7 separate regions of the Homo sapiens genome follow, and all the other regions are linked to region 1. The links are chromatin contacts, found by Hi-C or POLR2A ChIA-PET in ENCODE. All regions are on one chromosome and are shown on one strand. Each heading gives the region's core, a stretch centred on a gene start or an enhancer-like site at or near the end of the contact. The rest is flanking DNA. Distances are from core to core; before and after follow the strand shown. Region 1 holds the start of LINC03011 (long intergenic non-protein coding RNA 3011). Region 2 holds the start of GUSB (glucuronidase beta). Region 3 holds the start of TYW1 (tRNA-yW synthesizing protein 1 homolog). Region 4 holds the start of TMEM248 (transmembrane protein 248). Region 5 holds the start of ASL (argininosuccinate lyase). Region 6 has its middle 15 kb from the start of CRCP. Region 7 has its middle 44 kb from the start of LINC02604.

The links. A loop is a pair of places that touch in the nucleus more often than their neighbours do. ChIA-PET counts read pairs that join two places held with the same protein, here RNA polymerase II (POLR2A). Pooled maps may share reads with other maps.
Region 2: a loop to region 1 is called in a map of B cell, with 37 times the contacts of the local background. The contact joins the promoter of GUSB here to the promoter of LINC03011 in region 1. A Hi-C loop is called at or near these places in 10 of 168 maps with a recorded cell type or tissue (B cell, CD14-positive monocyte, CD4-positive, alpha-beta T cell and 6 more), 10 of 37 single-sample maps with no recorded cell type and 21 of 50 pooled maps. POLR2A ChIA-PET finds 5 or more read pairs at or near these places in 7 of 52 experiments (CD4-positive, alpha-beta T cell, GM12878, MCF 10A and 4 more).
Region 3: a map of natural killer cell shows a loop between it and region 1 (20-fold over the local background). The contact joins the promoter of TYW1 here to the promoter of LINC03011 in region 1. A Hi-C loop is called at or near these places in 10 of 168 maps with a recorded cell type or tissue (B cell, CD4-positive, alpha-beta T cell, CD4-positive, alpha-beta memory T cell and 6 more), 14 of 37 single-sample maps with no recorded cell type and 27 of 50 pooled maps. POLR2A ChIA-PET finds 5 or more read pairs at or near these places in 15 of 52 experiments (CD4-positive, alpha-beta T cell, CD4-positive, alpha-beta memory T cell, CD8-positive, alpha-beta T cell and 10 more).
Region 4: a map of CD8-positive, alpha-beta T cell shows a loop between it and region 1 (32-fold over the local background). The contact joins the promoter of TMEM248 here to the promoter of LINC03011 in region 1. A Hi-C loop is called at or near these places in 6 of 168 maps with a recorded cell type or tissue (CD4-positive, alpha-beta T cell, CD4-positive, alpha-beta memory T cell, CD8-positive, alpha-beta T cell and 1 more), 4 of 37 single-sample maps with no recorded cell type and 20 of 50 pooled maps. POLR2A ChIA-PET finds 5 or more read pairs at or near these places in 7 of 52 experiments (CD4-positive, alpha-beta T cell, CD4-positive, alpha-beta memory T cell, GM12878 and 4 more).
Region 5: a loop to region 1 is called in a map of endothelial cell of umbilical vein, with 14 times the contacts of the local background. The contact joins the promoter of ASL here to the promoter of LINC03011 in region 1. A Hi-C loop is called at or near these places in 3 of 168 maps with a recorded cell type or tissue (endothelial cell of umbilical vein, naive thymus-derived CD4-positive, alpha-beta T cell and natural killer cell), 12 of 37 single-sample maps with no recorded cell type and 20 of 50 pooled maps. POLR2A ChIA-PET finds 5 or more read pairs at or near these places in 13 of 52 experiments (A549, AG04450, BJ and 9 more).
Region 6: a loop to region 1 is called in a pooled map, with 4 times the contacts of the local background. The contact joins the enhancer-like site here to the promoter of LINC03011 in region 1. A Hi-C loop is called at or near these places in 4 of 50 pooled maps. POLR2A ChIA-PET finds 5 or more read pairs at or near these places in 3 of 52 experiments (OCI-LY7, PC-9 and activated naive CD8-positive, alpha-beta T cell).
Region 7: a loop to region 1 is called in a pooled map, with 5 times the contacts of the local background. The contact joins the enhancer-like site here to the promoter of LINC03011 in region 1. A Hi-C loop is called at or near these places in 5 of 50 pooled maps. POLR2A ChIA-PET finds 5 or more read pairs at or near these places in 2 of 52 experiments (Caco-2 and WTC11).

Annotation. Positions count from the first base shown.
Region 1 is chr7:66,491,917-66,495,323 of GRCh38, forward strand. LINC03011 (long intergenic non-protein coding RNA 3011) reads left to right here and starts at 1,716. Exons shown (of 2, transcript NR_134573.1): 1 at 1,716-1,821; 2 at 3,339-3,407. RefSeq lists an enhancer at 1,405-1,614.
Region 2 is chr7:65,980,560-65,983,966 of GRCh38, forward strand. It overlaps GUSB (glucuronidase beta), which reads right to left and starts at 1,654. Exons shown (of 12, transcript NM_000181.4): 1 at 1,415-1,654. The coding sequence starts at 1,624. RefSeq lists enhancers at 1-243, 1,700-1,829.
Region 3 is chr7:66,994,917-66,998,323 of GRCh38, forward strand. It overlaps TYW1 (tRNA-yW synthesizing protein 1 homolog), which reads left to right and starts at 1,917. Exons shown (of 16, transcript NM_018264.4): 1 at 1,917-2,066; 2 at 3,149-3,279. The coding sequence starts at 2,063. SBDS (SBDS ribosome maturation factor) reads right to left here and starts at 670. Exons shown (of 5, transcript NM_016038.4): 1 at 374-670. The coding sequence starts at 501. RefSeq lists an enhancer at 54-103 and a silencer at 1,668-1,787.
Region 4 is chr7:66,919,507-66,922,913 of GRCh38, forward strand. TMEM248 (transmembrane protein 248) reads left to right here and starts at 1,719. Exons shown (of 7, transcript NM_017994.5): 1 at 1,719-1,955. RefSeq lists a silencer at 1,761-2,010.
Region 5 is chr7:66,074,196-66,077,602 of GRCh38, forward strand. ASL (argininosuccinate lyase) reads left to right here and starts at 1,624. Exons shown (of 17, transcript NM_000048.4): 1 at 1,624-1,661; 2 at 1,844-1,898. The coding sequence starts at 1,887. RefSeq lists a silencer at 1,265-1,794 and an enhancer at 1,895-2,174.
Region 6 is chr7:66,098,321-66,101,727 of GRCh38, forward strand. No RefSeq gene overlaps it. Among named protein-coding and RNA genes, the nearest start is that of CRCP, 15 kb to the right of the region's middle. RefSeq lists an enhancer at 1,885-2,446. Within about 2 kb of position 1,796, at least 38 of the 41 ENCODE cell types and tissues checked have a DNase peak (open chromatin) inside an H3K27ac peak, as active enhancers do; they include OCI-LY7 and PC-9, where a contact is called at or near this core.
Region 7 is chr7:66,858,702-66,862,108 of GRCh38, forward strand. It overlaps the pseudogene GTF2IP23. Among named protein-coding and RNA genes, the nearest start is that of LINC02604, 44 kb to the right of the region's middle. RefSeq lists an enhancer at 1,284-1,343. Within about 2 kb of position 1,495, at least 4 of the 41 ENCODE cell types and tissues checked have a DNase peak (open chromatin) inside an H3K27ac peak, as active enhancers do.

The DNA of each region.
Region 1 (3,407 bases), core at 466-2,965:
TCTCAGCTCACTGCAACCTCTACCTCCCCAGTTCAAACGATTCTCCTGCCTCAACCTCCCGAGTAGCTGGGATTACAGGAGCATAGCATACCTAGCTAATTTTTGTATTTTTAGTAGAGACAGGGTTTTGCCATGTTGCCCAGGCGGGACTCGAACTCCTGGCCTCAAGTGATCCACCTGTCTCAGCCTCCCAAAGTGTTGGGATTACAGGCATGAGCCACCGCCCCCAGCACTCGTCAAGGTCTTTGATGGCAGGTTTTTCCAGGTGATCAGTCCTTGTCTGGTCTGGCTCTGTCCCACTCTCCCTCTCACCAAGTTCGAACCCCTAGCTAGTTTTCAGAGGAGTAGAGTGTGTACCCCAATCCCAACTGGGTATGGTTCAGATCTGCATTTAACTCATGAAGCCTGGCTGCTCCGCAGGTCCTGGAGAAAAAAAGAGTCTCGCTGCAGGTATGATACAGGACAGGCTTGTCCCCAGGACCCGCCTGTCCCCAGGAAGAGGGAAGCCCAATGTCCCACCAGGTTGGCAGGGCTGGGGAAGGGAAAGTGTTATAGTAGCCCCAAGACTAAAAAGAGGCAGCAGAGGGAGCAGGACAGTGCTCCCATGGAACTCAAGCCGCTGCCTGAGTGAGGTGAGGGAAGAGTGCACCCACTGACATCAGGGGGCAGAGAGGTGCGGTTCCAGCGCGGCTTTTCCCCTTGCGTCTTGCCATGTGACTCTGATCCCCTCCAGGTGAGCCTGCCCACTTTGGGCCCAGGGTTGCCGCTGGGGCCTGTACCCAAAAGCAGCCCCCCATGGCCATGACCCCACTCCCAGGAGTGGGGCAGAGCAGGGAGGAGTCCTGGAAAGAGGAGACGCAGGGACAAGAAGGAATGGGCCTCAAACTCCAGGAGGGGGACCTTCTCATGGGTCCTGTTTTCTGGTCTCTCCTCGCTTACCCCTGGGCTGATCACCCTGGGAAGAACTGAGCCAAGGTTTCTCACCCTCAGGTCCAAGGGGTTCAATTACCGGGCCCTTAGGGAGATGCGAGCCCCCTAAAACGATGCAAAGTTCCTGGCCTAATTTTTATATTTTTAGTAGACATGGGGTTTCACCCATGTCTACTGATCGGAATGCCTCGAGCACACAAAATGTTGGAATTTACAGGCGTGAGCCAACGTGCCCGGCCAGCCCTATTTATTTCAGCCTATACATTTTGCACTTGTTAAAAGTATTTGAACATACAATTATCATGTTTTCTTTAAGCAGTCCCTCCCTGTTGTACACTTGGATAGTTTATTTTTTTAGACAAGGTTTACCTCCGTCTCGCAGGATGGAGTGCTGTGATGGGATCATAGCTCATTGCAGCCTTGAACCTTGGGGTTCAAGTATCTGGGAAGCTGAGGTGGGACTACAGAGATGGGGTCGCGCCATGTTGCCCAGGCAGCTCTTTAACTCCTGGCCTGAACGGATCCTTCCGCCTCGGCCGAGCCTGGACATAGTTTTCTAGTTTTGACCCACAGAAACACTGTGCTGGGTCGGAGTTTGTCAACCACCCTTCTCCAGCCAGCAACACACAGAACATGGCGGGGAAGTCGCGGTTACCAGGCTCCACTCCGAGGAAAAACCAGCGCAGCTCCAGGCACTGTAGCGCCACTGTGACGTCGCCGAAGGCCGGCGCTATTACGACGCCGGAAGGCCCGCGCCTGTGACGTCAGCTGAGGCGCGCCCCTGTGATATCTCACAGGCCCGCCCCTTCTGTAGAACCAATCGGAACTCGAGGCGCAGCGGCTGGGTATTCCAGGAGAGCGCATGCGCAGACGCATGGCCACAGACTGCCGGTCAGTGTCAGCAGGCGGTGGGTTAGGGTCCGCAGGCCCAGACCAGGCCGCCGACACCAATAAGCTACAAGGAGGAGCTTTACCGCTGCCTGTACTACTACTGCCTGCGCTACTTCCCAGCCTGCGGCGTAGGGCGCAGCAAGGGCCTGACGCTTAGCGAGCAGGCGCTGCGCACCAAGCGGCTGTCGCCTGGAGGGCACGTTCAGGCAGAAGCTCCTCAGTGGCCACAAGTCCGCTAGCTCCGGCTACAGCCCTTGCCGCACACTCGCGTCACCTGAGCCTGTGTAGGTGCGCCCCCCAACTCCTCCCCCAGCCAGGTCCCGGGGACGCCGGCAGCGTCCCCCACCCCTGGCGCCGCTCATCCTGGGCAGGATCGGCCCCGTCTGAGGCTGCACCGCATTAGGGAGCTGCACCCCTCGGCTTGACCTCTGATGGCCGTTGCAACAACATCAAAGCCTTTGGAACTTTGTAGGGGGTACGAGGGGCTAGGAAACCAAGAAAACATCTTTTTAAAAATATAAGCGATCGGGCCGGGCGCGGTGGCTCACGCCTGTAATCCCAGCACTTTGGGAGGCCGAGACAGGTGGATCACGAGGTCGGGAATTCAAGACCATCCTGGCCAGCATGGTGAATCCCGTCTCTACTAAAAATGCAAAAATTAGCCGGGCGTGGTGGCGGGCACATGTAATACCAGCTATTCGGGAGGTTGAGGCAGAGGCAGACAATTGCTTGAACCCGGGAGGCAGAGGCTGCAGTTAGCCGAGATCGTGCCACTGCACTCTAGCCTGGGCGACAGACCAAGACTCCGTCTAAAAAATAAAAAACTATATATATGTGTGTGTATATATATATATATATATGCGATGGAGCCCGGGAGGTTGAGGTTACTGTGAGCCGAGATTACACCACTGCACTTCAGCCTGGGTGACAGAGGGAGACCCTGTCTCTAAAAAAAAAATATATGCAAGTGAGAGCTTTTCTTCCAGTGCTCATGCTCAGACTGAAGAAAGTTATTGGGCCGGCCCAGTGGCTCACACCCGTAATCCCAGCACTTTGGGAGGCCTAGGTGGGCGGATCCCTTGAGCTCAGGCGTTCCAGACTAGCTTGGGCAACATGGTGAAATTCGGTCTCTACAAAAATACAAAAAATTATCTGGGCGTCGTGGTGGGCGCCTGTAGTCCCAGCTACTCAGGAGGCTGAGGCAGGAGAGTGGTGTGAACCCGGGAGGCGGAGCTTGCAGTGAGCGGAGATCGCTCCACTGCACTCCAGCCTGGGCCACAGAGCGAGACTCCATCACACACACACACAAAAAATTAGCTGGGCATGGTGGCACGGGCTTGTAGTCCCCTCTGCTTGCGGGGCTGAGGCGGGAGGATCGCTTGAGCCCAGGAGGTGGAGGCTGCAGTGAGCGGTGATCTCGCCACTGCACTCCAGCCTGGTCGACAGAGTGAGACACTGTGTCAAAAAAAGAAAAAAGAGAAAGTAACTGATCTGTGTTTTTGTCTGATTTCCTACAGGATGCCGAAGGACCTGTTCAAAGTATTTTCTGTAACTCCAACTGTAACTTGGTTCTAGGAGGAGAGAAT
Region 2 (3,407 bases), core at 404-2,903, 510 kb before region 1:
CAACTGCCAGGGCGATCTGTGCACCTGGGCCAGTGGGGCCAGGAGTTCCTCCTCAGAGTGGATGGGGCACAATATCTCCTGAGACAGGAGCAAGCCCAGGGCCACATCCCAGCCAGAGGCAAGAAGGTTCAGACCTGTGACTAAGAGGCAGATGGCCACTGCCTGTCACAGGGAGGAAGGCTGGTTGGAGGAATGGGGGGAGCTTTGCTTAGGACACTGTGAGTGGGGTGCACACTGGCACCCAGCCCCCTCCTCTTTCCCTCCTGTACTGAATGCTGCAAAGTCAGAATAAGAGGATGTAGACCAGGCAAAAGCCGCCCAGACCTCACCCAGTTCCACTTCTCTGCAGATCACATCCAAGTCAGGAGGGGAACAGGGGTGGCGTCCTGGGCCTGATGTCATGTCCTGTCCTCTATGTGAACCTTGAAAACCAAGGGACTTCCTGCCTCGGCAGAGCTGACCTCAGGACATCTAAACTGTCACCTTCTCCCGATCCCCGGGCCCAGCTCTGTGCAGTGCATGCCGCTGTGGCCAGAGTGTGTGGGTGGCTCATGCCAGTAATCAGCGCTTTGGGAGGTCAACGTGGGAGGATGGCTTGAGGCCAGGAGTTCGAGACCACCCTGGGTAAATAGTGACACCCTGTATCTTTTTTTTTTTTTTAAGTTTTTTTGCCTTTTTTTTTTTTTTGGAGACGTAGTCTCACTATGTCGCCCAAGTTGGAGTGCAGTGGCATCCTGATCTCAGCTCACTGCAACCTCTACTCCCGGGTTCAAGCAATTCTCCTGACTCAGCCTCCCAAGTAGCTGGGATTACAGGCATGAACCACCACACTTGGCTAATTTTTATATTTTTAGTAGAGATGAGGTTTCACCCTGTTATGTTGGCCAGCCTGGTCTCAAACTCCTGGCCTCAGGCGATTCGCCCGCCTCCACCTCCCAAAGTGCTGGGATTACAGGTGTGAGCCACCGAGCCCAGATAATTTTTTTTTTTTCAATTAGCCAGGCGTGTTGGCACCCCCTAAATTGCAAGGCTGGGGCGGGAGAATCGCTTGAGCTCAGAAGTTAGGCTGGCGCCACTCCGCCCCAGCCTGGGAAACAGGTGCAAACCCAGTCTCAAAAAAATTTTTAAAAATTAAAAATAAATATTGAAAGGAAGGATACTGCACAGACTCAGCCTTTACCTCGGGAAAGGGCTCGGCAAGAGCCTTTTCTCCTCCTGCCTAATCCGCCCCGGCCCTCCAGGGTGCTCCTGTTCCCCCGTCCCCCAAGCCGGCGCCCCCAAGCCCGTTGACCTTTAACCTCCTGCGGGCCCCAGCTCGGAGACGCCCAGGGGAAGAAGTCTGCGGGGGGCCCGGGCTCCCCTACTCCCACCGCCGGGCTTTCGGGCGCCTCCCGGCCCTGCCCCGAGATCGCACCTCCCACAGCGGCCGCCGGTACCACTGCTCCTCGAAGCCCCGGCGTCGGTTGTCAGAGAAGTCGGCGCGGAAGCTCCAGAGGCCGTCCAGCTCCTTGCACTCCCGCGACGGGCTCTCCTGGGGGTACAGCATCCCGCCCTGCAGCCCCAGCGCGCAGCCCCACAACAACGGCCCGAGCGCCGCCCAGGCAACCGCCGACCCCCGGGCCATGCTTCCCGGTCCCCCGCTCGGCCACCGTCTGCGGCGCTAAGAAAAGCGCGGGAGGTGCCCGTAGGGCGGGTCGCGTGACGCGCCGGTGTCGTGATGCGCCTGAAGCCATCCGCGCCATCTTGGTTGAGGACGAGTGCCAGGCCTGGAGGGGCGGGGCCGGGCGCTGCCCGGTAGGGCTTGTGGCTGGAACCCCAGGCTAGGCCTTTGGGGAAACGGGACCCTCACCCTCAGCCCCAGCCGATAAGGGCGAGGTCTGCTCCCCACCCCGACCCAGGCTGGACGATCCAGGGCCGCAGGCCAGAACAGAACCCCTGAGATCGGTGGGATCCCCCTGTTTCTTCAAGGAGCACCTCCACTTGCTTTTCCCAGCAGGAATTCAAGGAGGCCCCAGCGGCGCCTCTTCCATGCCTGTCTGATGCAGCCTCTTGCAGGGATGCACGTCCTTGGGATGCGGCCATAGCCTTGACCCTGGGCTTCTGGAGCCCTGACCTTAACCCAGGGGCCAAGAGCTCCCTCTTGGTGTTGCAGGCACATAAAGATGCAGGGAGAGAGGCCAGGTGCACTTTGGGAACCCGAGGGGGGCAGATCACTTGAGGCCAGGAGTTCGAGACCAGCCTGGCCAACGATAGTGAAACCCCGTCCCTATTTTGTAAACATACAAAAAAAAAAAAAAGAATTAGCGGGGCGTGATGGTGCGTGCCTGTAATCCCAGCTACTCAGGAAGCTGAGGTAGGAGAATCGCTTGAACCCGGGAGGCAAAGGCTGCAGTAAGCCGAGATCGCACCACTGCACTCCAGCCTGGGCAACAGAGCGAGACTCTGTCTCAAAAAAAAAAAAAAAATTGCAGGGAAAGGGTGCCCTGCGGGACCCCAGTTTACTCCAGTAGGGAAGGCACCGTGTGGGAGAGGTAGAGGAGGAGATCTGGAGACAGCAAAGGAGACATAGATTTATGGAGGGGACTTTCATACAGGGACGGTGCAGTGGCCATTGCTGGACATGAGAACCACTACCATTTGTAAAAAGCATGCAGCTTACATAACATTTTCAACTAGCATCCTCGACCTGTTACTGGTGGAGTTCCGGGTGGTGAATCCCTACACATCAGCAACAACCTCAATTCTTGCCTCCTCAGAAGAAAGAATTGCACTGAGGGGCATAAGGCAGAAAGCCAGAGGGAGGTAAGCTGCAGAGCAGTAGTAAAAGCTTGTTAAAAAGCAGGCCAGTGCTGAGCGTAGTGGCTCACACCTGTAATCCCAGCACTTTGGGAGGCGGAGGTGGGGGGATCACGAGGTCAGGGGTTTGAGACCAGCCTGGCCAATATGATGAAACCCCATCTCTACTAAAAAATTAGCTGGGCATGGTGGCATGCGCCCGTAGTCCCAGCTACTCGGGAGGCTGAGGCAGGAGAATCGATTGAACGCGGGAGGCAGAGGTTGCAGTCAGCCGAGATCGCACCACAGCACTACAGCCTGGCGAGAGAGCAAGACTCAGTCTAAAAAAAAAAGCAGGCCAGGCACAGAGGTTCAGGCCTGTAACTCCAAACTCCAGCACTTTGGGAGGCCAAGGCGGGAGGATCACTTGATATCAGGAGTTTGAGACCAACCTGGCCAACGTGGAGAAACCCCATCTCTACTAAAAATACAAAAATTAGCCAGGCGTGGTGGCAGGCACCTGTAATCCCTACTATTTGGGAGGCTGAGGCAGGAGAAATGCTTTAACCCAGGAGGCAGAGGTTGCAGTGAGCTGAGATCACGCCACCGCACTCCAGCCTGGGCTACAGAGT
Region 3 (3,407 bases), core at 667-3,166, 500 kb after region 1:
CTGCTAGGGCTACTGAGATCTATGACACCAGATGTACCCACAACTATGACAGTATTCGTAAGACTAGGTTCTCAGCCATCATTATTCTAGGAAAAGGACCACAATTACGAGATTTCTTGGCTGCAGCTTTTATGACACCAACAAAACAAAACCCCAAACCAACAACCCAATCCGAACCAACCAAATAAAGAAGAAACCCTTGGCTTAGGCGCCAAGCTCGGACAGCGACGTCTCATGCTCACAGCAGGAATGTTCCATTTCCTCCCCGGCCAACACCCCAGCCTGGCCCATTCACTCGACTTGGGCAGAGACAGGCCGCCTCGGAGGTGACGGCTCAGGCCCAGGCCCAGGCCCGAGGGAGGGGGCTACTCACACGCCGCTCCGCCAGCCGACGACCTTGTTTTTGTAGCAGGCGATTTCGAAGCGCTTCCCGGCACGCTTCATCCGTACCACGGCCACATTGGTTAGGCGGATCTGGTTGGTGGGGGTGAAGATCGACATCGCGGCTGTTCAAAGACCCAGAAGCCGGCGAACCAGGGCTGACCCGCGCCGTCCAGCCTGAAGGCCACCAGCGCCTCGCGGTAACGACCGATCGGCGCGCGGCACTGACCCAACCACCAGTGCGCGGCGCCGCGACTCACTAGCTTCAGGCAGCCGTCACAGTGTGTCTGGCAGGCTTACTTACTGCGCAGGCGTCAGGTGGAGCAGAAGCCGGGAGGGGAAAAGTGAGCGATGACGCCTGCGTATTGTGGCTTTTTACGCCATCTTTCCACGCCCAAAAAGGGAGGTGCTTTTCCTTGGCGTATTTACTTTCGCCAATGAGCTGAGAGCTCTGACAGGATGCTCGCGGATGTTTAGTGACCGGGTTAAAACACAGCGTTGGCACCACCTCGTTCCGCGGAATTCAAGGGCCAGACCCACTTTATAATATAAATATTTTTTATAATAGAATTATTTTATAATAAATATTTTTATTTACTCACCCTTTTATAATAGAAATATTTTAACATAAAATGTAGACAAAAAAGTGTAATGAACCTTCTATGTACCCATCACCCCGCTATCAACATTTTGCCATCCTTGTTTTATTCTTTTTTCATTTTTTTGTTGCTTTTTTATTTACAGTTTTTTTTTTAAGTCAGTCTCACTCTGTCACCCAGGCTGGAGTGCAGTGGCAGGGTCATGGCCCCACTGCAGCTTCGACCTCCTGGGTTCGAGCGATCTTCCAGCGTTAGCTTCCCAAGTAGCTGGGACTACAGGTGTGAGCGGCCACGCCAAGCTAATTTAATTAAATAAATAATTAAAAAAAATTTTTTGTACAGACGAGGTCTCACTATGTTGCTCAGGCTGGTCTCGAACTCCTGGGCTCAAGCGATCCTCCCGCTTCGGCTTCCCAAGTGCTGGGATTACAGGTTTGAGTCACAGCGCCCGGCCGGTTGGGGGTATTTTAAAGAAACCATCATATGGTTTCAGCATTAAATACTTCAGCCTATAGCCCTTAACAGATACACGCGACGAGATTAACTACAATTCCTTAATATCATCTAATAGCGAGTCCATCCTCGGGTTTCCCAAAAATAATGCCTTTCTACAGTCGGTTTATTTCAGTTAAGATCCAAACAGGCCCACATAGCATTTCCCCCGCTCCCCGCTCCTTTCCTCTTTTAATTTTCCCATGCCAATCATTTCTCTCTGGGCCCGCCTTTTCCCAGTCTGAGCCAATCCAAATGGAGGCGGAAGCGCTCCGCCTTCATCGCCTGGAACTCTGGGAGGTGCTTATTTCTGGGCACGCCCCCTTTCCCCTCTGAGCCAATCGGAGCAGGGCCGAGAGCGCACCGGGCACTGGCTTCCTTTCCCGGAGCTCTGGGCTTTCCTCTGGGCCCACCTCTTCGTCCTCTGAACCAATCAGGACCGGCCTGGCAGTGTCATGGCTGCCCACAGGTCTGCAGGCACTCGGTACGCCGCTAACGCGGCGAGGTAGCTCGGTGCGTCTCGCGGTACCAGTGCGAATCATCGGGCTATCCAGGTCCGAGATCCTAGTCTCCTGTCGGCTCTGAGGAGGATGGGTAAGGGCACTCGGCGGGCAAGGACCCTGGGGCGGCAGGGGAGGTAAACGTTTTACTGAGACCCTCTCCGGGCGGAGTGGCGTCCTCGGTCCCTTTCCTTCGGAGACTGTTGCACTTGACAGCACCGGCTAGTCGCCGCTGAGAGCAAGGAGGACTGATCCCTACTTTTGACCTGGCTTTTGCCTTTTGAGGCTAGGGGGTTAGACAGAAAACTACCCCTCCCACTTTACCTACGTGTATTAGGACTTTTGCACCTGTAAAGCCTAAATTTCAGGCCTCGACTTTTGAAATTGCTCCCAGGTTGAACGTTTGAAGCCAGGTCCCTGCATATCTCTCTTAAAAAAAAAAAAATGAGGTGTAAGGTCAGTTACTTGAGAATCTTTTACAAGTTTAACCGTGAGCCTTTGAAAGTACAGTTAGTAAAAAGAGTGCTTTTACTACTTAAGCTTTTTTTATGGAGCAAGCACAACAAAACAAAATTAATTTCACATGAAGTATTTTTACTTTGTGTTCCTTCTCTTGCTTCTAAATGCTCATTTCGAAGTGAAGATACAATTTTATATTCTGTTTTTTCTTTGAGTTAGTGTTAACAGTGTGATAATTTTATTACGTTACTACATAGTGTGTTATTTTTATTACAGTTGTTCCCCACCCCCCCGCCCCCGAGATGGAGCCTTGCTCTGTCGCCCAGGCTGGAGTGCGGTGGCGCAATCTTGGCTCACTGCAACTTCTCCCTCCCAGGTTCAAACAGTTCTCCTGCCTCAGCCCCCCGAGTAGCTGGGATTACAGGTGCGCGCCACCACGCCCGGCTAATTTTTGTATTTTTAGTAGAGGCGGGGTTTCACCATGTTGGCCAGGCTGGTCTCGAACTCCTGACCTCAGGTGATCTGCCCGCCTCAGCCACCCAAAGTGCTGGAATTACAGGCATGAGCCATCGTGCCCGGCCAACAGTTGATTTTTAAATTAGATTTCTTAGCTGGGTTGTTGAATGTAAGGTTGGTTTTATTTTCTTCTTAAAATTGGGATGGATATCTTTGTATATGTAGCTTTAAATGAAATTGTGTGTGTCATTTTAAATTTAGATCCTTCTGCGGATACATGGGACCTCTTCTCACCTTTAATATCATTATGGATAAACAGGTTTTACATTTATTTGGGCTTTGCTGTTAGCATTAGCCTTTGGATTTGTGTCCAGATTGTCATCAAGACGCAGGTAAGTGGAGTTATTTTTTTTTTAATGGAGTATTTAGGCATCAGATTTTATAGAGGATTTAAATACTAAAAGGAACCTTTAATTACTTTTGTGTTTGGTCTTTAGACATTTTAATGAAATGCCTAAAA
Region 4 (3,407 bases), core at 469-2,968, 430 kb after region 1:
AGATAATGTCACACCCATTACAACAAGGAAGATAATTCAAATGGTGCAAGATAACAAAAGAGGGCAAGAATCATGGAAATAAGAGGGTATTCAGTGAAGGAACTGAGCCATTGTGTTGAACATTACAGGCTTCACCTGATAAACTTTTGTTAAAGATGGCTGGGTGTGGTGGCTCATGCCTGTAATCCCAGCACTTTGGGAGGTGGAAGTGAGCGGATCACTTGAGCCCAGGAGTTTGAGACCAGCCTGAGCAATTTGGGGGAAACCCCATTTCTGTGAAAAATATGAAAATTAGCTGGGCACGATGGTGCACATCTGTGGTCCCAGCTACTCAGGAGGCTGAGACAGGAGGATCACTTCAGCTTGGGAGGCCGAGTCTGCAGTGAGCCATGATCATGCGACTGCACTCCAGCTTGGGTGACAGAGCAAGACCTTGTCTCAAAAGCAAGAACAACAAAACTTTATTACCTTTAAAGCACCCTGTACTCCTCCCCCATCCCATTCCCCTAACACTTAACATGAAGTTTATACATCTTTTTCTCATGCTTCATGTCAGTTCAAACAATTATGTATGCATCTCTAAACAATATGTTATGAACTTGCCTGTTTTGAATTTTACATAATGGAAATATGTAGCAGTGTACCATTTTGTGATTTGGTCCCTGCCAATATAGTCTGCAATTGACTACCATAATTGTGTGAGCTGTATTAAATAATTTTCACTGGTCTTTTGTACCCGATTAAACACGAAGATGGGCCAGGCGTGGCAGCTCACACCTGTAATCCCAGATCCTCCCGAGGTGGGAGGATCACTTGGGTCCAGTAGTTCGAGACCAGCTTGAGTAACATAGGGAGACCCTGTCTCTACAAAAACAAACCAAACCATGAATATATCAAAGTTGGTTTTTACATTTGACTGTATGGACATCTGCTTTTTCTCCCCAATTTTTAGTGAGTCATACTGCTGCTAAAAACATTGGTGTTGCTATGAGCATTATTTTGTCTACTTGTGCATAGGTGCAACTGTTTCTCCAGGGTAATATATTCTCAAGAGAGGATGTGTATATCTTTAAGTGTACTGCATAATGCCAAATTACTTTGCAAAGTGATTGTACAAAATTATACTTTAAAAATTTTCATTTTCATTTTATTTTATTTATAAATAGAGTCAGAGACTCCCTATGTTACCCAGGCTGGTCTGGAACTCCAGGACTCAAGCGATCCTCCTGCCTTGGCCTCCCAAAGTGCTGAGATTACAGGCCTGAGCCACCGCGCCTGGTCCAAAATTACATGTTTATCAGCAGTGATTAATATACAAGCACATCAACAGACACACGCATAGCACACACATGAGCATGCACACGTGTGCGCACTCCCTACACATCTACGCATGCACACACCCATACCATCACACACCACACACGCGCACACAGATGCACATACATGCACTCACTGCACACACCGTTGTACACGATGCACACTACAAGCCACATACACGCACTACGCACACACGCACACGCACAACACCAGACCGGCACACAGACCCATAAACGTCCATCACGCACTCCACGCACGTCCGCATGCACGCTACCCGTCCCGGAAGCGTGGTCTCCGCCGCCTGCCTCTGACGAAGCTTGTCCCGGCCGCGCCACCGTCGGACGCCCGGGGTCGGAGGTCACGGCGGCGTTGGAGGTGGCGTGGTTTTTTTTTTTTTTTTCACCCGGAAACCGCGGTTGCCGGAGCCCGAACTGAGGCGGCGGCGGGAGCCCGGTTGGCGTCTGGTCTTCGCGTCGGCCCCGCGGAGCCAGACGCTGCCCCCGGCGCGGGGAGAAGATGGTGCCTAGCGGCCTCGGGCCCGCCACGCGCCGCCACGAGTGAGCCCAGCGCGACCGCGGGCGTCCGCCGAGCAGCTGGCCCGGCTGGGCCCGGGGCGCGCAGCTGCCCGCCGGGGCGGGGTGAGCCGGGGCTGGAGGGCGGGCTGGGGTCGGGCCCAGTCGGGGCTGCCCGCGGGGCCGGGAGCGGGGAGCGTGCTGGTCGGGAGCGGCTCCTCCGCCGGCTTTTTTCACCGCTTCTCAGGGTGCAGACCCCGCCCCAACTGCTGGCGGGGGTCGCCCAGCATCGGCCGACCTCGGCCTGGTCCCCCCACACTGGGGTTTGCCCACTCGCGTCCCCCGAGCCAGGGTTCCCTGCCGGCCTTGGAGATGGCGGGACTTCCCACGTCTGGAGCCGAGGCCTGGATAATTCGGATTTGGCACGGGAAACATCTTGGTCGTTTGCCATTTTTCGGCTTTGGGGAGTGTTTGCGTTTCTTCTCCGTTTGGCAGTGAAACACATCTCAGAAAGGTGGGAGGGAGAGACTCACGTACGTCCACAAAGTTAAATGGCATAGTGGTGTTCCCTGTGTCAAGCTTGGTAAATATCCGGAATGGGGTGGATTCTTTCTTCATGTTTTTAATAAAATGAGGAGTGATCGCAAGGTAATCTAGAGGCATGTAGTTTCAGTTCCCTTGATGGGGACCATCAGAAATAAAACCAGGCTTGTTGTGCTGTTTTGAGTCGTTTGAACGCCGTACCCATCGGACAGCTGGTGAGGAGGCCTTTGTGGAAGAATCTGATGTCTGAGTTTAGTTCTCAACTAGCAGGTGACAGCCCTCACTGGCTGATGAATGGTGAGCTTCTCTGAAGCCTGCTTTGTAAAGATTGTGGCTTCCGCCTGAACTGCTTCTTTCCTGCCTCAAAGGTGAGCCGCTACGGGAGGGAATGGGAAGAAAAACTCCGAGACTGCTGATGAATATGTGATAAAGTGGTTTGTCTCGATAGCACCATCAGCTTGGGTCAGCTTAGGGTCTCAGCATGTGTATCTCATTTGTAGATGAGTGTTCCATCAGCGCTTGACCGATAAGGGTGTCCATCTACTTCCTCTTTTCATCTAGGGATTCTGACAGGAAATAGACCTGTCGCGCACCTAAGGTATACTTAGGTGTGCATTGACCCTAAGTGCATTTACTCTCTAGGATTAAGGATTTGGAGTTTCAACTTGTAGTGAAGATTCTGGGAGAATTCCTGTGGCCTGAATCAGGTGGACTGGAATCACTGCTAGCACCGGAGTCTCAATGCTAAAATCACCAAAGGCTAGTTAACTGGCACCTTCTCCGTTTAGGCTCTAGCTGCATCTGTGGCAAGGAGGAAAGGTAGATTATATATATATATGTTTTTGAGACAGAGTCTCACTCTTGTCGCCCAGGCTGGAGTGCAGTGGTGCGATCTCTGCTCACTGCAACCTCTGCCTCCCAGGTCCAAGCAATCCTCCTGCCTCAGCCTCCCTAGTAGCTGGGATTACAGGTGCCCGCCACCATGCCCAGCTAATTTTTGTATTTTTAGTAGAGACAAGGTTTCACCATGTTGGC
Region 5 (3,407 bases), core at 374-2,873, 420 kb before region 1:
AGCCTGACATTTTGGTTGAATAATTAATTAATCAGATCAAGGACCTCTTCCCTGAGTACCCAACATAGCCCCCCTCCCCAACGCCTGTGCTCCCTGCACACCTCCTCCATGCTATGTTGGAACTTCTTGAAGTCAGGCTTCATTTCTTTTGTTTCGTTTCTTTCTTTGTTTTCTCTTCTCTTTTTCTTTTTCTTTCTTTCTTTCTTTTTTTTTTTTTTTTTTCGAGACAAGAGTCTCACTGTCGCCCAGGCTGCAGTGCAGTGGTGCCGTCTCAGCTCACTGCAGCCTCCACCTCCCTGGTTCAAGTGATTCTCCTGCCTCAGCTGTCGGAGTAGCTGGGACTACAGGCACCCACCACCACACCCGGCTAATAGAGACAAGGTTTCACCATGTCAGCCAGGCTCATCTCGAATTCCTGACCTCAGGTGATCCGCCCGCCTCAGCCTCTCAAAGTGCTGGGATTAAAGGCGTAAGCCACTGTGCCCGGCTGCGTTTCTTTTTTCTTTTCTTTTCTTTCTTTCTTTCTTTCTTTCTTTTTTTTTTTTTTTTTTTTTTTGAGACAGAATCTTGCTCTGTCACCCAGGCTGGAGTGCAATGGCACCATCTCAGCTCACTGCAATCTCCGCCTCCCGGGTTCAAGAGATTCTCCTGCCTCAGCCTCCGGAGTCGCTGGGATTGCAGGCACCCGCCACCGTGCCCGGCTAATTTTTGTATTCTTAGTAGAGACGGGGTTTCACCACCTTGGCCAGGCTGGTCTCAAACTCCTGACCTCGTGATCCACCCGCCTCGGCCTTCCAAAGTGCTGGGATTACAGGCGTGAGCCACCGCGCCCGGCCTCCGGCCGCGTTTCTTTTCTTTTTTAGAGGAGTCAGGCTGGAGTGCCGTGGCACAATAGCTCACTGCAGCTTCGAACTCCTGGGCTCAAGTGCTCCTCCCGCCTCAGCCTCCTGAGTAGCTAGGACTGCAGGCGTGCACCACCACGCCCGGCTTTTTTTTTATTATTATTAATTTTTTTGTAGAGACGGGATCTTGTTGTATTGCCCAGGCTGGTCTCCAACTCGTAGCCTCAAGCGATCCTCCCACCTCGGCCTCCCAAAGTGCTGGGATTACAGCTGTGAGCCACCGCGCCTGGCACAGGCTTCATTTCTGATGGTCCTTCCTTTTTCCTTGATGCCTTTCTCTGTACCTGGCACATAGAGGTGCCTGGTACGTGTTTGTTGAATGAATGAATGAATGAGTGAATGAGCGAACATGCCATTTCACCTTATATATCTTGTGAACCTGCCAGGCCCGGGCCTGATGTCATAGCCTCTACCCCTGGCCCGAGTCTCCAGTCCCCTGCGTGTCTGCTGACCACAGCACGAACGCCAGCGCACTACCCTCCTCAACCCCAGCCCAGGCCCCTTCCCCGTCGGGGTCCCCCCAACCCTTTCCCCGCCCGCTTCCCCGCCCCGGGGCCGCTTAGCCTCCAGCTCAGCGGGAGGTATCCCCGCCCACGGCCAGGATTGGAGGATGGAGGCAACGCCCACCCCGCCGGGCGGCCTCCTATTGGCGCGGCCGTCGCCAGGGGTGGGGACAGGACCGGCGGCTGCTGACGCCATCCCGGCCAGAAAAGCCCTGGCCAGTGGCGGGCGCGACACTATCCGTGCGGCCAGGCGGAGGTGAGTGCGCGGCGGCCGGATGGGCGGGACGGGCGTGGAGGACGCCGAGCACCGTGGCGCGCGCTCACGTCCGCGTCCCCAAGGGCTGCGCTCCCTCAAGCGCAGTGCCCAGAACTCGGAGCCAGCCCGGCCCGGGGGACCCTGCTGGCCAAGGAGGTCGTCAGTCCGGTCTTGTCTTCCAGACCCGGAGGACCGAAGCTTCCGGACGACGAGGAACCGCCCAACATGGCCTCGGAGGTGAGTGGGACCTCGGGGACTCCGGTCCTCCTAGCCTCCAAAGGAGAGAGTGGGGGCGCCAGACCTGCCTCGGGCCACCCTGCTGGGAATCGCCCTCCAGGAAGCAATTTTGAAAATTACCTAGGAAGCCTGCACCCCCAGCCCTCCCGGGCGCATCATCTGGAGCCCAGCAGTCACCTTTACCAGGACTCACCAGTATCCGCAGGCAGCCCTTGTGGCAAACCCACCAACCCACACTACTAGGGGTAGAGTGGCTCTGCCCTCACCTCACAGTGATGCCTGCCTGGCCAGGAAAAGTGGCTCCCAAGCCTTCAGCCTTCCAACTCTTCCTTCCTTCTTACCACGTGTCCTCCTGTCAGGTCCCACCCCACACCACATCCCTTCTCCTGCTAGAGCAATTGTCCCTGTTTATAGAATAAAGCTCAGCCCCTAAGTGTTCTTGTCCTTGACTGTGGCATGTGGAAAGAGCCAGGAAAAAGGGGACGTCGCCTCGTGGCTCCAGCAACCCTGGTGCCTGGTCCCTTCCTGTCTCACTGGACCCTGCCTCTTAGGGTCAGTGGCTCCTGGCCTCTCCTCCTGACCACTGAGATGCTGGATTCCCAGGCAGAGGTTTTCCTTCCTTGGGCCATAGTTGATTTATCTGGCAATGGGGGTAATAATAGCTGTCGGCCTCACTCTGTAAGGCACTAGATTATGAGGCCATTGCTTTGGACCCTTCAGGTGAGAGGGGCTGTTCGCCTGATGCTTGATGAAGGGAACTCCGGGAAGCAGGAGGTCTGGGTTCCAGGCCCTTTTGGCCTTCATTAGCTAGCAATTCACTTCCTCTTTCTCAATGCCCTGCAAGCTCAGTGCCCTGCAAGCTTCTGGGTCATGGCAGGGGGGTAGGGCCTGGACTTTGGAGCCAAACAGACTTGGTTTCTGTACCAGTCACTTGAGCCCTTTAAACCTCTTTCCTCATTTGTGAAATAGGGGTAATATTGCCCACCTCATAAAAGGCCGTAATAACATATGTGAAATCCCTAGCACAGGGCTGAGCAACAGTAGGTGCTCAATAAATGGTGGCTAACCACAACAATACTGATATTTCTACTTTGGGAGGCCGAGGCGGGAGGACTGCTGAAGCCCAGGAATTCCAGACCAGCCAGGGCAATGTAATGAGACCCTGTCTCTACAAAAAGATTTTGAAAATTACCCAGGTGTGGTGGCGTACACCTGTAGTCTCACAGGAGGCGGAGGCATGAGGATTGCTTGAGCCCAGGAGTTTGAGACTGCAGTGAGCATGATCTCACCACTGCACTCCAGCCCAGGCAACAGAGTGAGATCCAGTTTCAAAAAAATAAAAATAAAAAAACCTGGCAGGCATGGTGGCTCACACCTGTAATCCCAGCACTTTGGGAGGTCGAGGTGGGCAGATCACCTGAGGTCAGGAGTTTGAGACCAGCCTGGCCAACATGGTGAAACCCCGTCTCTACTAAAAATGCAAAAATTAGCTGGGTGTAGTGGTGGGTG
Region 6 (3,407 bases), core at 546-3,045, 390 kb before region 1:
ATTGCACTCCAGCCTGGGTGACAAGAGCAAGACTCTGTCTTTAAAAAATAAATAAAAAAATAGTGGCTGGGCGCGGTGGCTCATGCCTGTAATCCCAGCACTTTGGGAGGCCGAGGCAGGTGGATCACCTGAGGTCAGGAGTTCGAGACCAGCCTGGCCAACATGGTGAAACCCTATCTCTACTAAAAATACAAAAATTAGCCGGGTGTGGTGGCGGGAGCCTGTAGTCCCAGCTACTTGGGAAGCTGAGGCAGGAGACTTGCTTGAACCCGGGAGGCAGAGGTTGCAGTGAGCTGAGATCATGCCACTGCACTCCAGCCTGGGTGACAGAGGGAGACTCTGTCTAAAAATAAATGAATAAGTAAGTAAATAAATAAATAAATACATACATAAGAAAGAAGGAGGAGTGGGGGGGGGAGGAGGAGGAGGAGGAACGGGAGGAAACAGCCAGGCCGTGGCTCATGCCTGTAAAGGAGGAAGAGGAGGAGGAAGAAACAGCCAGGCACAGTGGCTCAAGCCTGTAAAGGAGGAGGAGGAAACAGCCAGGTGTGGTGGCTCATGCCTGTTAAAGGAGGAGGAGGAGGAGAAGGAAGAGGAGGAGGAGGAGGAGGAAGAAACAGCCAGGAGCAGTGGAGGAGCAGGAGATGGAGGAGGAGGAGGAAGAAGAGGAGGAGGAGAAAGAAGAGGAGGTGGAGGAGGAGGAGTGGAGGAGAGGAGAGGAGGAGAGGAGGAGGAGAGGAGGAGGAGGAGAGGAGGCGGAGAGGAGAGGAGGAGGAGAGGAGGAGGAGAGGAGGAGGAGGGGAGGAGGAGGAGAGGAGAGGAGGAGGGGAGGAGAAGGAGGGGAGGAGAAGGAGCGGAGGAGGAGGGGAGTAGAAGGAGTGGAGGAGAGGAGGCGGAGAGGAGAGGAGGAGAGGAGGCGGAGAGGAGAGGAGGAGGAGAGGAGGAGGAGAGGAGGAGGAGGGGAGGAGGAGGAGGGGAGGAGAAGGAGCGGAGGAGGAGGGGAGTAGAAGGAGGGGAGGAGGAGGGGAGGAGGAGGGGAGGAGGAGGAGGGGAGGAGGAGGAGAGAAGGAGAGGAGAAGGAGGGGAGGAGGAGGAGAGGAGGAGAGGGGGAGGAGGAGAGGAGGAGGAGGGGAGGAGGAGGAGAGGAGGAGGAGAAGGAGGTGGAGGAGGAGGAGAAGGAGGTGGAGGAGGAGGAGGTGGAGAAGGAGGTGGAAGAGGAGGAAAGGAAGAAGGGAGGAGGAGGAAAGGAGGGGGAGGAGGGAGGGGGAGAAGAGGAGGAGGGGGAGAAGGAGGAGAGGGAGGAGGAGAAGGAAACGGCGAGGCTTGGTGGCTTACACCTGTAGAGGAGGAGTAGGAGGAAGAAACAGCCAGGCTCCCTGGCTCAGGTCTGTAAAGGAGGAGGAGAATGAGGAGGAGGAGGAGAAGGAAGAAACAGCCAGGCCTGGTGGCTCTCACACCTGTAAAGGAAGAGGAAGAGGAGGAGGAGCAGGAGGAAACAGCCAGGCGTGGTGGCTCACGCCTGTAAAGGAGAAAGAGGAGGAAGAAACAGCCAGGCACAGTGGCTCAAGCCTGCAAAGGAGGAGGAGGAAACAGCCAGTTGCAGTGGCTCACGCCTGTAGAGGAGGAGGAGGAGACAGCCAGGCACAGTGGCTCATGCCTGTAAAGGAGGAGGAGGAGGAGCAGGAGGAAGAAGAAACAGCCAGGAAGGGTGGCTCATGCCGGTAAAGGAGGAGAAGGAAGAGGAGGAGGAGGAGGAAACAGCCAGGCGAGGTGGCTCACGACTGTAAAGGACGAGGAGGAGGAGGAAGAGGGAGAAACAGCCAGGTGTGGTGGCGCAGCCTGTAAAGGAGGAGGAGGAGGAAACAGCCAGGCGAGGTGGCTTACGCCTGTAAAGGAGGAGGAGGAGGAGGAGGAGGAGGAAAAAACAGCCAAGCGCAGTGGCTCATGCCTGTAAAGGAGGAGGAGGAGAAGGAAACTACATGGATTGGTGGCTCAGGCCTGTAAAGGAGGAGGGGAGGGGAGGGGGGAGGAGGAGAAGGAAGAGACGGAAACTGCCAGGCACGGTGGCTCATGCCTGTAATCCCAGCAATTTGGGGGGCAGCAGTAAGGAGGAAGGAAGGAGGAGGAAAAAGAATGAGGAGGAGGAAAGAGGGAGGAAGAAAAAGAAACAGCCAAGCGGGCTTGGTGGCTCATACCCATACTCCCAGCTACTCCAGAGGCTGAGGCAGAAGAAACGCTTGAACCTGGGAGGCGGAGGTTGCAGTTAGCTGAGATCGGGCTACTGCACTCCAGCCTGGGCGACAGAGTGAGACTCCATCTCAAAAAAAAAAAAAAGAGCCAGGTGCAGTGGCTCACGCCTGTAATCCATCTATTTGGGAGGCTGAGGCGGGAAGATTGCTAGAAACCCAGGCGTTTGAGACCAGCCTGACCAACATAGTGAGACCCTGTTTTTACAAAAATAAAAATTTAAAAAAAAATTAAAAATTAGCCAGGAATGGTGGCACAAACCAGTCATCCCAGCTACTCAGAAGGCTGAGGCAAGAGGATCACTTGAGCCCAGGCGGTCAAGGCTGCAGTGAGCTATGGTCAAACCACTGCACTTGAGCCTGGGCAATGGAGTAAGACTCTGTCTCAAAAAAATAGTAATAAAGTTTGAAATACAATAAGAATTACCGAAATGTGACACAAAGACAGCGAATGAACACATGCTGTTGGAAAAACGGCACCAATACGCTACCTCAACACAGGGTTGCCACAATCCTCTAGTATGTTAAAAAATGGGCCACGCATGGTGACTCACGCCTGTAACTCCAGCACTTTGGGAGGCTGAGATGGGAGGATTGCTTGATGCCAGGAGTTCGAAACCAGCCTGGTCAACATAGCGAGACCCCCCCCCATCTAAATTGTTTTAAATATTATTATTATTATCTTTTTTTTTTGAGACAGAGTCTTGTTCTGTCGCTCAGGCTGGAGTGCAGTGGCACAATCTCAGCTCACTGCAAGCTCCGCCTCCTGGGTTCACGCCATTCTCCTGCCTCAGCCTCCCGAGTAGCTGGGACTACAGGTGCCCGCCACCACGCCCGGCTAATTTTTTTGTATTTTTAGTATATATGGGGTTTCACCGTGTTAGCCAGGATGGTCTCGATCTCCTGACCTTGTGATCCGCCCACCTCAGTCTCCCAAAGTGCTGGGATTACAGGCTTGAGCCACTGCGCCCGGCCTATTTATATTTTTAAATTTAAAAAATGTTAAGGAATGCAATATCTCTGAAGCACAATAAAGTGAAGTAAAAAAAAAAAAATGAGGCCAGGCACAGTGGCTCACACCTGTCATCCCAGCACTCTGGGAGGCCAAGGTGGGTGGGTAGCCTGAGATCAGGAGTTCGAGACCAGCCTGGCCAAACATGG
Region 7 (3,407 bases), core at 245-2,744, 370 kb after region 1:
AAATGGCACCTTCTGTTTTTTTGTTTGTTTGTTTGTTTGTTTTTGAGATGGAGTCTTGCTCTGTCACCCACACTGGAGTGCACTGGCATCATCTCAGCTCACTGCAACCTCTTTCTCCCAGGTTCGAGCAATTCTCCCTGGCTCAGCCTCCCAAGTAGCTGGGATTACAGGCAGCTGCCACCAGGCCTGCCTAATTTTTGTATTTTTAGTAGAGATGGGGTTTCACCACGTTGGTCAGGCTAGTCTCGAACTCCTGATCTCAGGTGATCCACCTGCCTCGACCCACTGAAGTGGTGGGATTATAGTCGTGAGCTGCCATGCCCGGCCGTCTTACTGTTTTTAATGTGCACTCATTATTAAAGTTTTAGTCATAACAGGAGAGAGAGTCAGGTAATGGAAACCCATATGCTTTTTACTGAGTACATTTTTCTGTACAGTCAAGGGTTTTATGCACGAAGAGTGAGACTGTTGGGAATCCTTTTTATTGGGCTGTACTTGTGCCTGGGTGCCGCTCTGCGGTAACAGAGAGAGCTTTGACAGCAGCCACCACTGCATTTGAAGATGAAGCCTCAGCGAAGCTCTCTTTTCTGTCTTGCTCCTTAGACACTTCATCAACACCTCAAATACTTAGTTTTGATATTTCCTACAACATCTTTTGCCTCCCAAAGTCACTGTCTGCCCCACTTTTATTCTGCTTCTCAGCAGAATTCTAGGTTGTTGTCACCTGCTCCCCAATACTCTTTTAAAAACTATTTTTATGGAAATTTTCAAACCTTGTGGGCTCTTGCTTGGCTCCTCCCTGTCTCATTTTCAGTCTCTTGAGGCCCCTGCCCTTATCCTCTCTACACTGGGGAGTGCCAGCCAGCAGCTTCACCCTGAGCCCTCTTTCTTTTTTCTTACTGTGTCTTCTTTACAGACAATCCCACCCTGCCCACTTCTTAAAAATATTATATTGTCTGTGTCATTGAGACTCTCATTTCTGGCCCTGAAGATGCCCCTCGTACTAGACCTTTGTATTTGCCTACCTGTTTGATTCCTCCTCAGACCTCATGTGTCCCAGGCAGAGTCTCCATTCCCCTTTTCAGGAGCTCCTCTCAGGGTCTACCAGCTGCCCAAGCCAGATGCCCAGGAGTTACGCTGAGGTGTGATTTCCTGCCTTCCCACATCCAGCCTAGCAAGGCCTCCTGACTCCGCCCTGAACAGAAAGCTCAGATCCTACCCCATCCTCCTTCACTGCCCTCCAGCTCTCAGTGGGAGTCATGCCACAGCGCAGCCAGGTCAGTTCATTGAAAGTAGGAGGTGGAGCCTGTCATTCTCTGGACTGTCATCTGTAGTGGCTTTCACTATACTTGGAGTAAACCTCACAGCCCCTGATGGGTTCTGCAGGGGCGTGGGGGAGCTGCTTCCTGCCATTTCTCTGCTTTCCTGCATCCCCTCTGTGGATCACTTGCTCTGTGCCAGCCACCATGGTCATTTGTGTGCCTTTCTTCCTCTCAGGTCACAGCCTCCTGGCGCTGTCGGGCTGAGGCCTGGTGTTTGTGGAATGCTCTTACTTGAGGGCTTTCTGTGCCTCTCATTTCTATTTGTGTCACAGTTTAAATGTCACCATGTTGGAGAGGTCTTCACTGAGCACCGTCTCACCTCAGCTGTGAGGCTCACTGACTCATCCTCCTTTCATTTTTCACAAAGCCCTGCTGGCTGACTTTTTCCTCCCACTGTAGTACAGTAGTGCTGACAGCGCAGATCATGCCTGTCCTGTTTACTTCTCAAGCAGGTGCTCAACAAATACTCACAGAGTGAATCCATGGCAATAAACTGTTCTCTAAGCTGGCAGAAATGTCTGTGGCTTTTGGCCATGTAGCATGCATTGTGACACTTAAGGGCGCAGGAGGGACTGCAGGCACCACATCTGGAAGGGCCGCAAGCTGTCCTGAGCAAGGAAGGCTGCAGTGGGGATCCATGTTCCCATGACCCTGGGGCCCTCATCTTCTCCTGAAACAGACCCTTTGAGTTTTAGTGCACAGAAGCCAAGTCTCCTGGGTTAGGAGTCCTGCCCTCCCTATGGATTTGAAGCGGGGTGCATGGCACTCACTGAGTCTTCAGAGACCAGCTTCTAGGTGCTACTCAGTTGGCAACTACAAACTTAGGTCACTAATTGTATGTTATTTGCAGAATTTGTGTACTTAGTTTTTGAACTACTTATCCTATTTTACGTCTCTAAGAACTTAATGTATTGAACAAAGTCAAAATGTTAAGTTTCTTCTCATCAGCATTTTTTGTGATATTTTATCTCTCCTTATATCTGACTGTAAATCAGCCAGTGATCCATAAACTAAATAATCTTTCCCACTCTTTAAGTCATTATGTTTCCAAGTGATGTAATAAAATAGATCAGGTGGTGAAAATTGTTTATCATTAGCGATGCCACCATAATGTTACTAAGATTCATGACACCTGAGAAGGAGGATGTCACTAGGAGATGACGCCTGAGAAGGAGGATCTGCATGAGAGGCCCCACCTCTGCCCTCCTGTGTTTTTTGGAAATTGAGCATGGTAAAAGAATCAGCTAAACTTGACCGGGCACAATGGCTCATGCCTGGAATTCCAGCACTTTGAGAGGCTGAGGCAGGAAGATGGCTTCAGGCCAGGAGTTTGAGACCAGCCTGGGCAACAGAGTGAGACCCCATTTCTGCAAAAAAATTTAGCAATTAGCCAGGTATGGTGGCATGTACCTGTAGTCTCAGCTACTTAGGAGGCTGAGGTAGGAGGATTGCCTGAGCCCAGGAGGTTGAGGCTACTACACTTTACCCAGGGGCATCGACAATGACCCTGCGATGTGTGGAAAATCCCAAAGGTTGACCACTGTGAATAGGAACTACCCTAGATGTGTCAGGAGCACCGCAGGCATACTCACTCCTCTGTTTGCTGGAGCCGTGTAGGGTGGAAGGAAACCCAAATCAAGACCATTTGCTGCTTCAGTTCTTTTATTGCATGTGACAGTCCAATATATCTCCATTTAAATTCAGATTTTTTGATGAATGGTCAGACCAGCTGCAGGCCCTTTGGGCCAGAAGTCTTGATCTTGCCAACTGTTCATTTTCCTGAGGGGACTGCCTTACTTCAGGCATTTGTGTGTAGCCGGTCTATTGTGGAGTTCAGAGGGGTGTAGAGCCCTCTCTTTTTGGGACAGTCAGTTCTCCCCATGCAGCATGTCCTGAAGCTGGCCTGTCTCTATCCTGTTTGTAAGTGTGTGAGGTCTTTTATTAAGCAGGGTAAAGTGAGAGAGGACTCCTAAAGAGAGAAAAACTCCTCCAGCATTTGCTGAAACATGTTTGTGAACTGATTAAGATGTGATTGGGATGGCATGAAAACAACTAAAATTTATCTAATTTCTTGCCATCTGGTTT